2 separate regions of the Homo sapiens genome follow, and region 1 is linked to region 2. The links are chromatin contacts, found by Hi-C or POLR2A ChIA-PET in ENCODE. All regions are on one chromosome and are shown on one strand. Each heading gives the region's core, a stretch centred on a gene start or an enhancer-like site at or near the end of the contact. The rest is flanking DNA. Distances are from core to core; before and after follow the strand shown.

Evidence for each region. A loop is a pair of places that touch in the nucleus more often than their neighbours do. ChIA-PET counts read pairs that join two places held with the same protein, here RNA polymerase II (POLR2A). Pooled maps may share reads with other maps.
Region 1: a map of posterior vena cava shows a loop between it and region 2 (11-fold over the local background). The contact joins two enhancer-like sites. A Hi-C loop is called at or near these places in 5 of 168 maps with a recorded cell type or tissue (Caco-2, HepG2, OCI-LY7 and 2 more) and 2 of 50 pooled maps. POLR2A ChIA-PET finds 5 or more read pairs at or near these places in 2 of 52 experiments (HepG2 and activated CD4-positive, alpha-beta T cell).

The regions. Positions count from the first base shown.
Region 1 is chr18:28,133,627-28,136,326 of GRCh38, forward strand. All of the region lies in intron 2 of CDH2 (cadherin 2), which reads right to left. Among named protein-coding and RNA genes, the nearest start is that of CDH2, 42 kb to the right of the region's middle. Within about 2 kb of position 1,311, at least 2 of the 41 ENCODE cell types and tissues checked have a DNase peak (open chromatin) inside an H3K27ac peak, as active enhancers do.
Region 2 is chr18:28,086,113-28,088,812 of GRCh38, forward strand. All of the region lies in intron 2 of CDH2 (cadherin 2), which reads right to left. Among named protein-coding and RNA genes, the nearest start is that of CDH2, 90 kb to the right of the region's middle. RefSeq lists an enhancer at 1-2,700. Within about 2 kb of position 1,364, at least 4 of the 41 ENCODE cell types and tissues checked have a DNase peak (open chromatin) inside an H3K27ac peak, as active enhancers do.

The DNA.
Region 1 (2,700 bases), core at 61-2,560, 47 kb after region 2:
TTAATAAATAAAATCTATTGTCATTATAGAGCCATGAATTCTCTTGTTTGCGTGCAGTTTTTGTTGCTTTCTAGTGCTTTCATATGCTAGCTCTTAACAACAAGTATTCTGGGGCAAACAAGAAGATTTATATTTTTATATCTGTATTTGTGCCTAATCAACTGCTGGCCACTGTAAACTGCAAAACCGTGATGCTGCTTCATGATGGCTACATTTGTCTTCTATCACCATGCATAGGAATGTATTTCTGGGCCAGGCACAGTGGTTCACGTCTGTAATCCCAACACTCTGGGAGGCCGAAGCAGGAGGATGGCTGGGGCCCAGCAGTTTGAGACCAGCCTGGGCAACATAGCAAGACCTCATCTCTAAAACAAAAATTTAAAAATTAGCGAGGCATGGTGAGTCACGCCTATAGTCCCAGCTACTCAGGCGGCTAAAGTAAAAGAATTCCTTCAGCTTGAGGCTGCCATGAACAATAATGGTGTTACTACAGTTCTGACTAAATTTACAAAAAAAAAAAAAAAAAAAAAAGACTTGGGAGGCTGAGGCGGAAGAATCACTTGAACCCAGGAGGCAGAGGTTTCAGTGAGCCAAGACTGTGCCACTGCACTCCAGCAGTGACAGATCAGAAAAAAGAAAAAAAGAATTTATATTTCTTAAATAGAAGACATTCGTGGCTTAAAGTATGCTGGGAAGATGGCTGATGATACCAACTACCTGTCCCCTTCCCCCAGCCTTTCCCCCACAAAAAAGAACTAAAAATTGCTCAGAACCCGTCAGGGTTAAAAAAAAATGTTGAGCAGCTAGACTAGTTGTCTCACACCTGTAATCCCCGCACTTGGGGAGGCCAAGGTGGGAAGATTGCTCAGCTCAGGAGTTCAAGACCAATCTGGGCAACATGGCATAAACCCTGTCTCTACAAAAAATTAAAAAATTAGCTGGGCATGGTGGTGCATGCCTGTAGTCCCAGCAAACTTGGGAGGCTGAGATGAGAGAACGGAATGAGCCCAAGAGGTTCAGGTTGCAGTAAGCCATGATCGTACCACTGCACTGCAGCTTGGGGAACAGAGCAAAATCTTGTCTCAAAAAAACAAACAAACAAAATGTTCAGCAGCACAACCAAAACTTGAGAAGAATCCTGTGTGCACTTACTGACACCTCAGAGAAACCAAGCAAAGTTGTGTGATCATTCTTGAAAAGAGGATGGGAAAATTGATGTGTACCCTGACTAGCAACATGGACTTTAAAAACCCAGATAAGCAAGTGAGTACTGGCATGTAGGGGATGGGAAAGCGGAAGGTGCCCAAAAGGCTCGATCAGAAGCAGCCGTTCTGAGAAGCACTGACATCATGGGCTGGAGGGAAAGGGCCCTCCACAGTGGACAGAAGTGCGAACACAATAATCCAGACTGCGTACAGATACGTATTCATCTCATGATTCTAAGTGAATTACTTCAGCTCCGTGGACTCAGCATTATGTGAAAATAGAAATGCCCCCTGTTCTACCTGACTCATAGGGTGTGGGACAGCTAAATAGAATTTATGAAATTGCTCAAGAAGTAAAAAATGCTATGCAAATGTAATACATTTATAAATAACCAATCTAAATGGCAAAGGTAAAGTGTCTCTTACAAATATCAATGTATCATTGCTGAAATGTCCACATGTGACCAGACAGATGATCTACCAATAGGCAGCCAAATGAAGAATGGATCTTTTCTTCATTTCCTATTTTTTAATTATTGCTTAGGAAATAATAAATTATAATTGTTGTTTGAGATGGGTTAAACCCTTAGGACATTTAAATATAAAACTACTAAAACTTGGACAATGGGGTACCAATATGATTGAGAATTCACACTCTCTACTAATCTGTTAATCATTAGTGGAGTGAAAATACCATACCTTAGGTTTATCAGTTTGAGTAGTTAGTGTGAGATTATCCCATAAGGGACAATTTTCCTACAATATAAATGCAAAGAGATGCTTTAATAAATTTGTCTTCTGCATCAATAGAATATAGATGACAAGTCAACAAAGATGCCATACCAGATCTCAGTGACTGAACTGAAGGAATAATTGCATATATGCATAAGGTGAAAATCTGAAAGATTTAATCTCACAAAGAAATTAGGAGGACAAATATTCATCTGTGTTGAGATTTTTCTCTGGTCATTTCATTAAGGTGGTCCATTATTTTTTAAGCCTTGAAAACCATGCAGAAATTCTACAAAGAGACATTTAAATTTAAATGATTGCCACAAATTATGCATATTTTTCCACTACCACAACTAGTAATTGTTAGCTGGGCACTGGCATTTTCCAAGGAAATACATAGTTACTTCCTTACACAAAACATAAAACAAGTATCTGTTGAATGAATGTACAGAATATAAAGACTTCCCAGAACCTGAGAATTTCCTTATCAACATTTTCTCAAATGCACAATACATGCCAAATCTGAGAATACTTAATTTAAAGTTAACTTCTGAAATGAAAGACAAAGTAATAATGAACTGGCCCTGACTTATAGGGTTTCAAAATATAACCCAACAAGTTGCTAACTAAAGTCAAGAACATCAGGAAGGCCAGCTGATGTCAGAAGAAAATCAAAGGCAGTATTATCAGGTGTTTCCTCTTTGCCAAAAATGTCTGTGGTCAGATGATAACATCAGCAGTTTAATGAAGGAAGGAAGGAGGA
Region 2 (2,700 bases), core at 114-2,613:
GCAGCAACAGTACAGCTAAATTCACTCTGGAACAACCTAGTTTGCAATTGAGAAGTTGATACAATTAAGAAAATGTGTTTATACTGTTCTAAAGAAGGGATTAACAGGATTATTATACTATTTTATTATCCTAAAGAAGTGGCTTTCCAGTGTTATAACTACCCTATAGTCCTTTCCAACATTAGAACTCTATAGTTATTCAGTTATTGTTATGCTTAAACATTTCCTCTACTACTGTATAGTTCCGTAAATCTCTCGGTCAAACTTTGCTAATTTCCTTTATTTATTAAGCCTTCATTGTTTTTAAGTAAAAGGTCCATTTATTTATCATTCAATCACACTACGGTCTCCCACTGAGAAAGACTGTGTACCTAACAAAAATCTTCAGAGTGTACTCGGGAAAAGAGACTATTTCCTTCTGTGTGGGTCAGCATCATATCCTGTCAAAAATCAGGACCCTATGAGCTCTCTGGGGACACTGACCATGGTTCTAAATAATATATGAATCTGGACAATTACAAATGTATGTTTTTGCTTTTTGCTCACACACAAGACACACTAGGGGCTTGCCTCTAGTTGAATGGCTTCTTGTTTTCACTCAGTTTCAGCCTATGCTCTCATCTCATTAGAATTTCAGTATCCTCTGGTCTTGCAGAGTTCCCTTTACCTTCTTTTGTATCAGACAAAAGATGGTAATTTACGTCTAATTAACGGAACTGAGTCATAATGAGTTCTTTTCTCTTAGACAGCATTTGAATGTCCAAAATAACCAGAGAGATTGGGCTTTTTAAGTCTTGCTCCAGTTTAAGGTTTTATAACACAATGCTCTCATTCAGGCCTCCTACTTTGCATACAGTCAGAGGGCTGGAGGTTATCCACATTGTGAAATTCTTTGGCTAGTTATGCCCAGAGTGACTGAATGGCAGGCAGGCTGAATTTAATATTTTCTGCTAAGCAGCTCTGTTGAGACAGCCAAGCTTACGACTGCATCCTTTTCATGTCTCTTACTTATACTTTGAAATGCTATCTTTTGCCTGTTGATGAATTTGATAGCATTCTTTATGAGATCAATTTCCTTGAGAAAGATACAAAAGGCAGGATGAAAGACAAGTTTGATGCAAAACACACAAAGGGCTGTGCATCTGTGTGAAGAGAAGCATGATAAAGCATAAAGCGGTTCTCCCCACACCATGATGAGGGACAAAGATGTAAACACAATAAGCCCGCCTAAAGAAAGCAAAAGCACATGTTCTAACGGGAGCAGTAACCAGGTTAAAATACTTGAAGCATCTTCTTCCTCTCTTATGCCAGAGCATTTTAAAATGCCCTCTATACATGACGGCATGCCAACACAAACAAACTGCAGAGGCTGAACTCCACTGGCATCGTGCCGTCCTGAAATGACACCAGTTAGATAAACTGGGTTTTTACTCCTGGGACAGTCTTCAACCAAGCTTTTTATTACATTGGGTTAAGAAGAAAAAAAAATAACCCTTGTCTCCACACTTCAAAATCCAAATGTGTATTCCTTTGATAGGATATTGTTATATTAAAAATACTGTGGCAATATCACTTGTCATCATGTTCTACTGACACACATATTCACCAATGCTCCAAATTTCAGAGGCTCAGCCACTCAAAAGAAAAACAAAACAAAACAAAAAAAGAATGAATGAAAATAAAAAACAAAACAAAACAAAACAAAACAAAACAAAAAATAAGGCTGACCAAACTTTCATGATGGGAGCCCTGGGACCAAGAAATTATAGCTGTATTATAAAGGACAGGCAAACCACACTACAGATACTCGGTTTTTTACTCTCTCCCGCCTCATTTTTTTCCTCCCCCTCAAAGAGGGAGTGAATGTGAAATTTACACAGACAAGCTCCTCAATAGATACACTTGATTTGTCAAATGGAAAGATGACCCTTCAGTAACTAGGCTGCTTGGTGAAAATATTAAACCAGACAGTAAGTCAGAGAAAATTAAATACTACCTTGATTAATCAGGCTTAATGGGTGAGAAGCAACTAATTTATAACACTACATTGACAAAAACAGGGTAAAGAAAAAGGAGGCTGTTTCACATCAGATTAAAGTATAATTTCTTTTTCTACTTTTCTTGGGGAAGGAATATATTGATACTCATAAAGTCAACTACATTTTTGAAGATATAAACAAAAATCACTGTAGACATAGTCTTTGCCCCTTGATACTCAAAATCTAATGTGAGAAATAAAACATACGTAAGCCCTGAACACGCAAATGAGTTTTAATGTTAATTTATCAATCTGACACTTGAACCATAATTTTTTTCATTCGAATTAAATTGAAAATCATTTGGATGTCTCCAAGTTAGCTCAGATACCCTTTCTAAATTAGAGCAGAGTGAATTAACAGCACAAGGAATCTTGCAATCTTGCCTTTCAGCCTCATGTGCTTGAAGGCTTTCAGACCCTGAAGGTGATGGGGAGGAAATGTCCTGGGGCCTATGTAAGTCTGTCCGAGAGGCATCTGGTGAGCTAGGCACCTCCCAAAGGAGGTGGACAGAGGAAGAGGGTTTCTAGCACAGCACCTGCAGGGGTTTTAAAGGGTTCCTAAGGGGGCGGGCATGTTCCCTGACAGCCACCTTCCCAGCAAGTCAAGTGTTGCTAAACTGGGGGCCTTCTATGCATAGCAAAAGATAGACACCATACAAAGA